Linked DNA regions of Homo sapiens: region 1 is linked to region 2. A link is a contact called in ENCODE Hi-C data. All regions are on one chromosome and are shown on one strand. The core of a region is the stretch at or near the end of the contact, and the rest is flanking DNA. Distances in the headings are between cores, read along the strand shown.

Region 1 (5,010 bases), core at 1,118-3,617, 210 kb after region 2:
CAGGGCAGCCCCCCTGGGAGCGGTGCACATTCTCATGCTGCTCGTTTCAGCTTCTGCCCTCACTCCTTCCTCTTCCTTTATCTCCAGAAACCTGGTCCTAACCATCTCTTTCCTGAAGTCTTTCTTGCCAAGCCCGTTTAGCCTCAGAGCAGCTCCCCTTAGGACTGCCAAACAGGCATCTGCCGTGACTTGGAGCACGGAAGGTTTTCAGCAAATGTTTGTTGAATGAGTGAATGATGGGCTTTTCTTGAGCACCTACTGGAAGCGGGCTGCACCCACTCACTGCTGTGGAAATTAGAGACCCTCTGGAGGGGCCCATCCTCATCAGTGGTTGGTGGCCCCAGCTGGCCTGCAGCAGCAGTGGCATTCACAAAGGGAGCCAGCCAGGGGCACAGGAGCACGTCAGAAGCCCGGCCATCAGGCTGGTGACCCCGGCTCCAGGGCCCCATTAGTCCCAGGGGTGCCGATTCCCATCCTGAGCCCCTGGTTGCCCACCCAAAGCTCCAGGCCACTCTGACCCTAAGACCCAGGAGTCCTAGAGGCTGAGCCCTGCTGTCTCTGAGCTCTGCTTCCTGGAGCTGTTATTTGTGTCCTGGGGCAGCTGCTCGGGAACATTCTGACCTGGGAGCCAAGCAGGGACCTAGCAGTTGAGCTGCCCAGAGAGAGGCTCAGGGTCCACATGGCCGCAGGCCGGGGGCCTCTCCAGGAGCACAGAGATGTGTGCAGGCCCTGCCAGGCTGGCTGCAGCCTGGGTCTCCTCTGAAGTCAGCCCTGCTTTGGGGTCGCATGGAATTTTTAGTGCAAAGCAAGAATCCATCCTCTTTCCATAGTAGACCTGACAGGGATGTGGCTTATCTGCCCAAAAGAGAGGGAAGAACCAAGAGCTTGCAATGACCTTGCTCCTTCTCAGGGACAGCCAAGAGGACAAGATTCTTTATGAATCTGTTGAAGCAAACAGACCATCTCCTGGCCCCCAAAGGGGAATGGAAGTCCCGGTGACCTTCTGCAGGTAAGCTGGTGTCCCCTCCCTGCAGGCACGTTGGTCCAGGAACTTTACACTTGACCCAAAAGCCTCTCTTGAGAGATTTCCACCATTTGGTTTTGTAGGTCTTTAAGACTTTTCCCAGCTACCCCACTGGTCTTCTCAGGGCTTCATTGTTCTCTGCTCGAGTGCTGTGGTTTGTGTCCACCGTGGAGTCATGCAGAAATTAGCAAGCAGGAGCGGGTGGGGATATTGAGGTCCTAGATAAGTTGAAGTAGACTAGAGATGTCCTTTGGGAAGGGGGCCACCCCAGCTCCCGGGAGTCCTTGGGCTGGAGGTTGTCAAGCAGGCTGGAGAAAGAACATCTTTGTCACCAGCGTGCCTCCTCTGGTGGCTTGTTGACTGTCCAGGACTTCTAATGTGATCCTGAGGCTCAAAAATGAAGAAAATCAGTCACTGATCCCAATGTTTTATTTACTAACCCTGTGGATGCTTGGGAGCATTCAGACACTGGAAGGTTTGGGTTGGATTTTTCACATTCTTTTCTGTGTGGAAGAGTGGGGGTGGTCATACAAGAGGGGTGAAAACAGGGCCTGCGGTGAATAGCTGCACAGCCCTTTTACTCTCCCCAAGCCCGGTCTCCAGGCCTATGTGTCTAACAGATGCATCTATTCAGTGCATCTGTTTGGTGCTGGTGCTTCTGGGTCCCCTTGGACAGCAGAATGTGTATGGGTCTCCCTTTCCTGTGGGGTGGTTCCTCTCACCACTCCTTTGGGGCAGTGGTGCGGAGGAGAAGTGATGGAAGGACGTCAGACCCCTCGGGGAACGTGGGGTCAGGACCAGGGTGGTCCAGGGAGCCTGCTCCCATCTACTGTGCCTTGACACCTAAAACCCAGCTGTGAAATGCAGTGTCTTCACCTCGGAAAGCCCTCCCAGGGGCTGCCCTTACAGTTTAGATATCTCAGCCTGCACAGCTCCAAGGCAGTGAATTCTAAGGGAGGACCCTCATTTTACACATAAGAGGTGGGAGGGCCAGGGCACCCTGTGGCCAGGCGTGTCGCCTACGTGCTTGTTGTCCACAAGCTTTTCCTTCAGGGCCCCTCCCTCCCTGATTACACAGAGCCCGGGCCTGGGAGAAGGGTCTGATCATTTCCCTGCCATGTCTTCTCTGTGAGCCCTTGTGCCTCAGTTTCCCTGCCTATCAAACAGGAATAACCATCTCTTCCTCGTCCACTTCACAAGGTAGTTATGAGACTGAAATGAAAGGCTGGGTGTGGCAGCCCTTGGAGGAGGGGATTTAATGACAGGGGTGTCGAGGAGTTGATTATACAGCAGAGGTGGGAAGGTTCTGTTTTCTCTGCCTGGCGCGTTGCCTTGTTTACCAGACCGGCCTTATTTGGGAGTGCTCCGGGGAGTCGCTGGCTTCATGGAACATGCAGCGATTTCATGGTAAAGCCGGGCACTCAGAGGTGGAGGTGTCACCATCTGGAACCAATTCGCGTTTTCCTGAAGTCTGAGGCGCCCGCAGACTTCCTGCCCGGCTCCTCCGGGCTCTGGAATGGCTCCCACCTGGACCCAAGACCAGGGACATTTCGTTCCTCCTGGATTGTTCTAATCCCAGACACTCAGGAGCTCACCCCCGGCCAACACCAGTGCCCTTCTTCGCTGACTTCTTTTCACCGTGTTTCTGTAAACACATTAAAAATGGCCTTCCTGCATTTCAATTCTCCATCTCTCCTGCCGTTTTCTCTGTCCCCTGATTTCAGCCTCCAGGATTGAAATTCTTTCTCCTGGTCTCCATGAGGAATTGGTGAAACAGAAAAAGCAGGAAATTAATGTCCCAGCCTCCAGGCTCCACAAAGCATTAGATGGAATTAAAGTAGAATAATGAGTCAATGCACACACAACTCTGTTGTTCTTTGACTTTTCCTTTCAAAATTCATGTAGTGAATGCTGCTCCCATTCTACATCATCTTGGGCTGGGAGACACACTAGTGTCCTGAATGAATTTACATACCAAATGGGTTTTAATTTTATATTTTTGCTTAAGGTCAGGACATTTATTTATTATCATTATTTATTACTGAAGCACGAGTGGTTTTAATTATTTTAGTGTTCCTCCTACAAAGCAGGATAGCTGCTAGCTACAGACCATTTTCCGTTTCCGCTCACATAAATAATATAGTTTTTAATTTCATGAAGATTTAGTATTCGTGTGCTTTGTAAATTAAAGTCATCGTTTACCACAACAGAGACGGAGTGTTTGGAATATCCTGGTGGACTTCTCTGTCCATTTCTGGAGGATCACTTTTCCTAACTTTGGTTCTCTGTTGCAGGCGCCCAGAAAGAGGCACCCGCAGAGGGCCTGGGAAGGGAAGGGGCTGTGGGGTGTGGGAAGTGGCTGTGGGGTGTGGAAAGGAGAGGGGAAGGAACCCTTCTTTCCTGCAACGTCATTTGCCTTTCCATGTATTATAATCCTATCCCGTTTCTCCCACAAAACCCTACCAAAGCCAGCATTTTTGTCTCTGTTTTACAGAGAAGGGAACTGAGGTCCCAGCATGTTAACTAACTTGCCCAAGATCACTCAAACCCAAGTGACAGGTTCAAATGCTGATATTCCTGACCCAAGGCATAGCCCTTTGTTCTCCTACCTGCCCTCTCTGTGCCAAGGCTTGGGAAGGTGGGCAGATGTCTCTGCACAGGCCTGGGGCTGGACACTGGCAGAGGTACAGTCAGCAGTAGAAGGATGAGAGATGGACGCAGAGAAGGAGTGGGCAGGAAGGGTGGCAGGCAGCGGGCACTGCCAGGCTGTGGTGTGACTGTGTGGGTGCAAGTAGAGGGGAGCAGTGTCCTGGTCACTTGGGGGGCAGAGGACGTGACCTCCTAGGAGGCAGTGTCCCCAACACACAGCCAGGGGACTCCATCTGGACACCCTGGAGCCACCAAATCTTGCAGACTGCCCTCTGCAGGTCCTCCTCCATCCCTTCCCATGCTGTCTCTCCACCAGGATCCCAGCTCTCCCAGGGTGGCTGCTAGGCCAGTGAATTGTGAGCTCCCCACGCAAGCAGCATGCCCCTTCCAGACACCATGACTCCCTGTCTGTAAATCACTCTCCTGCATCCCCATCCCATCCCCAGCTAGTCCTGGGCGGGCTTCTTCCTCAGAAGCATTCCAGAAGGTTTTCACACTCCCCGTGGTTTGTCAGGAGGACACCGTTTTGTGGCATTGGGTCCACATTTGCTGCCAGCATAGCCTCTGGAATGCACGGCCTGCTTGGGGTTGCCATGGAGAAGCTGGGTCTGTTGGTGGTTTGAACTGAGCCGCATACAATAGAGCACCCTCGGCAGCCAGCCGGACGGGCAGGCCGGGGGCGGGGCAGGGCAACAGCCTTGTACCCTGCTGCCATCTGCTTTGACCCTGCCAGGCAGCTGCAGCCCTATCCCTTAGGGTTGTTGGCAGATTAAAAATGTAGTGGATTTAAATCATGCCCACCTCATTTTGCAAGGGTTTTCTTGAGTTCTCCTCCAGGCTTCAGCTACCAACACGCCCCTATGAGTCTCTGTCTCCGAGCAGAGGTCTTGGTGTCCTGGTGGCTGCATCCCAGGGGAGAGGAAGGAACCCGTTTCATAAGCGCACTCACGTTGGAGCAGAACAGAGTCACTAGGAGGCTCGCTGTGATTTATCAGGGGCCATGCCACACTGTCCTTGCACACAACGTGGCTTAAGTCTAAACAGAAAATAGACCTCACGCTGAGTCATCCTTCTCCATAATGGAAGATGAGATTGTGCTGGCGGGAACACATCATGTCTGGGGACGTATGCTGCCATCGTGGGAATGTGCCTCTTTAGCACGCCTTTAACCCCTATCCTGCAAGCATCTCCCTCTAAATGAGGGCGATAGGAAGACTCCGATGCTGGGGCAGAGCCATCTCTTACACACAACGGCGAAATTATTTTCTTCATCTCAGAAACAGGTTCCCCCAGGAGGACATAAATAAATAAGGGATTCCTGGTACATACTTTACCCA
Region 2 (5,236 bases), core at 65-2,564:
GGGGGAAAAAACTTCCTGCCCCCGGGTGTGTATGCACCGGGGCTGCCTGGGGCCACTGTCACGGTGTTCGGAGGTGCTGGAGGCTTGTGTGACCCCTGGCCGGAGCAGCCCCCCTGCTGGGCCCGGCGGCGCGCGCCCCTCTCCAGGCCACGTTCCCCTGAGCGGCCCAGGGCCCCGGCCGGGCAGGAGACCTGGAGGCGACGGAGGGCTGGCCCCCAGGGGCGGCCGCGCGCACTGTCCTTTGGGGAGGTGCGCGCCTCTGTGCAGCGAGAAGCCAGGTTGGGGTTTTCTGCCCCTCGCGTCCTCTGATCTCGCATTTGGGGACTGGGTCTCTTTACTCAATCCCAAGTAACTTTCGAGGTAGATGAGCTCGAAAACCGTCGGGAGGGAACCCGCACAGACCTTATTGTGACCCACCCCACCCCGACACACACACGCACACTTCCCTTGACACCTTGTGGGTGCCAGCGTGTTGTGGGGGGACGCGGAAAGGAGAGCTCACGGGGACGGCGAAGCGGCCAGGAGGTGGTGTCGTTGGGGAGGGGTTGTTGATGTGTGGGACAGGGTGGACCTGGAGATGTGTAGTGTGGGAGTGTGAACGCGCGCCCCGATGGCCTCGGGGGGCCGGGGGAGCCCAGGGCTCGCGTCCCGGTCTCCGTGGCCTGGAGCGGGCTGAGAGCGCTAGGGTTATCTGCGGTCGCCGCGCGGGTGCCCGCGCTGGGCAGCGTCGGCCCCGGGCCCCAAGGGAGGGACGTGCTCGCCTGGGGCCGGAGCGCGGGGCTGGGAGCCGGGGTAGGTCGGAGGTGGCTCTTAGGGCAGGTCGCCTCTGCGTTGCCTGGGGAAGGCGGGGACGCGCTGCCTGCCTGCGGCCAGCCGTCTCGGAGGAGGGGGTGGCGGCCACGCGCGAGTCTCGGATGCCTGGGTCCACCCGCTGAGAAGCCAGTTGTCGTCCCTGGGCTGTGGAACCAAGCGGCAGACGCGGTCCGTTGGCGGGCCCTCGCGCGGGCCCCCAGAGATGCTGATGGGTAAGGAGCTGCCGCCGCCGCCGCTGCCATCCCCGCCGCTCTGCAAACGTTCTCCTCCCTCCCTCCCGTGCTTGCGCCGCGGCGCGCCCCGGGCGAATCGTGGACGCAGGTATTTATGTAGCATTAGGCGAGACCTCGGCGCTGGAGGGACCAGACCGTGGAGGACGCCGAGCTGCTGCTGCCTGCGAAACTTCCACTTCGGCAGCTCAGCGGCATCCCGGCCCGCTGCTGCAGGTTCCAGCCTCTCTCCAGTCCAGCAACGCTGGGATTCGGACTCCTCTTGCAATGACAGATCTGTCCTGGTTACGGCTGTATTTATACTAGTTTCAGTCTCTTTAAAGTCATCTGTCTAGTCACTACAGAGTTTCTTCCTCGCCGTGTGGTCTTATCACTAACTCAGCCCTGGGAGGGCAGATTTGAGGAATTGCTTCATTTTCAGATGAATGACAGCAGACTTGTCCCACCTCATTCCTGATTTATTATTATTATTATTATTATTATTATTATTATTATTATTATGGAAAGAAGGTATAGAGCTTTTTAATTTTTTTGTGAGGGAGGAGAATGAACAATTTTATAGATTGTTCTTTCCGACACTTAGAGAAAACATGTCCAGTAAGCACTAGTGAATACTTTAAAGGCTGGTTGGCATGCGTGTATTTGATTAGTCCATAATCTAGGTGTTTATACAGGTATGGAGCTGTGTGCTACTGATGAATAGTCTCCGTCCCATACATTGTGCTGGAGTGCACTTGATTTATCACCCTGCTATAAATCAGGGAATTACTAGCACATGTGCCTTTTAAACTCTATATGAATTTAATGGCATTTAAATTGGTTTATGGGCTGATGCATCTAACCAATTTTAATAACTTTTCTGCACAAACATCTTATAAACCATATTTGCCTGTGATTAAGAAAAACATTTTCTTCTCCTCGGTCTCTCGGTTATGGAAATTTATAGGTCTCCAACTTTCATTTGCAAGCAGCAATCCAAACGAAATACCTAGAGTTTTACTGAAATAAAATATCCTATGGTAGCCATGGTAACAAATAGATTAAGGGTTATTGGTTTTCATCTGAATGTGATGGGGGGTGGGGATCTAGTGTTGTGTCTTTTTAATTATGTTTCTAATGAGTGGTGGTCATACTTCAAGTACTCAGTGTGGGAGACAAGCAAGACTGAGAATTCAGGTTTGTGGGAGGTTTATTGAAACAAAGACTAGTAGAGCCCAGGAGAATGACTTTTGCTAACTGCAGCTCCTCATATCTAGGAACAAAATGGATAAAAACCTTTTTTTTGTTTTTCCAGTAGATGAGCATTGAGTCAGTCACTTTAAGACCGGAAAATGCATTTTGCTTATAAACTATTACCAAAGGAACCTCTAAATCCAGCCTGTTTTCTAGGAATAAACATGTTGGAAGTGTGGCGGTTGGTGTGGATTGAGTGTCACCGTTGTTATCAACACCTGTCAGTTTAAGTGAGGCACATCATTAGTCTATTCAAATCTTGCCTATTTCAGTATTCATGCATTTCCATGGTGATCCATTCATTTTTATTTAGTCAACCTTATAAATCTTTGGCATCAATTTTAGTTGTGCCATCTTTTTCCTTCTTTTATCAATTGATTTGGCTACAAACCATTCCTAGTTTAAAGTATCTCCTTCTTTTTTCCTGCTAGTTTCTAAAAGCCTACACTATTCCCAGCTACATACAGATATAAAGGAGTTAATTTTTTTTCATCAACTCAAATGGCACCCCTAATACTAATGTCATTTTTTGGCATCTCATTTGATATGTATGTGTACATGGGTTTTTTTTTTCTTTCTTTCAGCAGGCTTACTGTAAAGCTTTCTCACTTTTTGGCTGGGAGACATCAATTCAGTCCAGCAGAACTAACTAAAGTTTTTCCTTCCTTCCTCCTTTTTGCTTCCTTCCTTTTTTTCTTTCTTTCTTCTTCTTTTTTTTTTTTTTTTTTTTAAAATCCCAGTACTGTTATGGCTTAGGCATTCTTTGTGTCATCGGTTGTATCTGGCTTGGAGAGACTTCGAGACTATATTAGAGCAGGTCTGTCCTGGGGTCTTTTCTAGTAGTGGTCAAAGCCAGAAGTTTTCAGAACAGCAGAGGATTTTCCAAATACAATATATATTTAGTCACAGCATATAGTGCCCCTAGGATCATAGTAACATTGTAAGTCCACTGAACAGGCAGTTTTACTTAAATGCGAGTGATGATTTTGCTCACCCACTTTCAACTTAGCTTTCTAATGATGCAATCCCATGCTAATCACAACCCTGTATATTTCAGAAATATCAAGGCAAGCATTAGCACGCTACTGACTTATTAGGATCAGGCAAAGTAATTGGAACACTTAAGTTCAAAGTCAGATGAAGAAATGGAATTATAACCAACTTTGTGATTCTGTAATCAGTCAACTAAGTGCCTACTTGGGGATAGGAGGAGGAAGAAACATCATGAATAAGAAATCCAGCCTTTAGTTGTGCTGAATGAGGATAAACCAAGGCAGTTACTGTGTAAGAGGACTGGAGAACAAGAAATGTGTTAGTGGATGGGAGGACTGCTGGAGCCCAGGAAGTTGAGGCTGCAGTGAACAGTGATCACGCCACTGTACTGGGCAACAGAGCAAGACCTAGTCTCAGAAAAAAAAAAGGGGGGGGCGGAATATATGTTTAAACAGATAAATCATATGTTTCCCAGGCCTGTCTTAGCATCTTTCACTGTGCTAGACACATATCCACGCAAATGTTTGGAAGCTGGTAGAATATCTGTAGTTTGTGTAGAAGATAGTCAGTTTTTATTTCTTAAGTAATCTGGGGTCATCGCCTGATGTGCTAAAAAATTAGGTAGCATAATTCCTGGAATGTACTTTTGTCTGAAGTAAATTTTACCATAGAAAATGGTCTTAATTTTGGTTAACAAGGAAAGATGTATCCAAATTCTTTACCTGCACCTTAGATCAAAAATGCTGAGATCAGGACCACCCTGAAAGCAAACTCTGTGGTTCTTCCTACAACCGCCACAGGCTTACTTCTCCCACAGTAAATGCAGCCTGTACTTTCTTCAAGGAAACCACTTGAAAACAGGAAAACTGAAACTGCCAATTAAGATGAGGCAAGTTGATCACTGGAAGTAGCAACAGAGTTCTTTGTGAAATCAATTTTATCGTTTGGGAGCATTTCCACCTTTAGGGTAGAAAGGAGAAGAGTTCTCATTTTCTGTGCGAGAGGGTATCTGCATGAAATTCAAGTAGTTCAGAGACTCTCGACTGTGCAGCTGCAAATGATGACTCACAAGCTGGAACAAGAACGGCGAGCATGGTTGTAACGGCCGGGGATCTAGCGTGCGCAAAGACGACAGCCGCTAGGCCATTTACAGGCTGCCATTGGCCTCACAGGTGTCTATTGTTATGATTTGTAGGTTTTTGACATTTTAAAATCACTGATCATTTTAAGGATATATGTATGTGTATATATATATTTGTAAACAGATAATCACACATATATATACACATACATATATATAGTTATATATACACAAATATATGTTCTGTCACTTTGTTTAAACCATGGTTTAAAAACACATAAAATTTACCATCTTTACTTTTTTTTTTTTTTTTTTTGAGAAGGAGTTTCACTCTGTCACTCAGGCTGGAGTGCAATGACACAATCTTGGCTCGCTGCAACCCCTGCCTCCTGGGTTCATGAGATTCTCCTGCCTCAGCCTCCAGAGTAGCTGGGATTACAGGCGCCTGCCACCACGCCCAGCAAATTTTTTTGCATTTTTAGTAGAGACGGGGTTTCACCATGTTGGCCAGGCTGGTCTCGAACTCCTGACCTCAGGTGATCCACCCGCCTCAGCTTCCCAAAGTGCTGGGATTACAGGCATGAGCCACCTTTACCATTTTTAACTGTGCATTCGTAGCATTCACATTGTTGTGCAAGCAAGCTCCAGAACCCTTCGTCTTGCAGAACTGAAAGTCTATACCCGTTAAACATCATGTCCCCATTCCTACCTCCCTCAGCCCCTGGCATCCGCCATTCTACTTCCTGTTTATACATTCAACTACCTTAGATCCCTCAGGTGAGTGGAATCATGCCACATTCATCCTTTTGTGATGGGCTTGTTAAACTTAGCATAACGTCTTCCAGGTTTATCACATCTTGTGGCATGGGACAGGCTTTCCTTCCTT

The links. A loop is a pair of places that touch in the nucleus more often than their neighbours do.
Region 1: a map of chondrocyte shows a loop between it and region 2 (2.3-fold over the local background). The contact joins the enhancer-like site here to the promoter of LINC02923 in region 2. A Hi-C loop is called at or near these places in 1 of 168 maps with a recorded cell type or tissue (chondrocyte).

The regions. Positions count from the first base shown.
Region 1 is chr2:23,591,829-23,596,838 of GRCh38, forward strand. The region is part of intron 3 of KLHL29 (kelch like family member 29); the gene reads left to right. Among named protein-coding and RNA genes, the nearest start is that of LINC02923, 210 kb to the left of the region's middle. Within about 2 kb of position 2,368, at least 7 of the 41 ENCODE cell types and tissues checked have a DNase peak (open chromatin) inside an H3K27ac peak, as active enhancers do.
Region 2 is chr2:23,386,004-23,391,239 of GRCh38, forward strand. LINC02923 (long intergenic non-protein coding RNA 2923) reads right to left here and starts at 1,315. Exons shown (of 6, transcript NR_187213.1): 1 at 1-1,315. All of the region lies in intron 1 of KLHL29 (kelch like family member 29), which reads left to right. RefSeq lists silencers at 1-292, 533-652, 673-842, 1,013-1,062.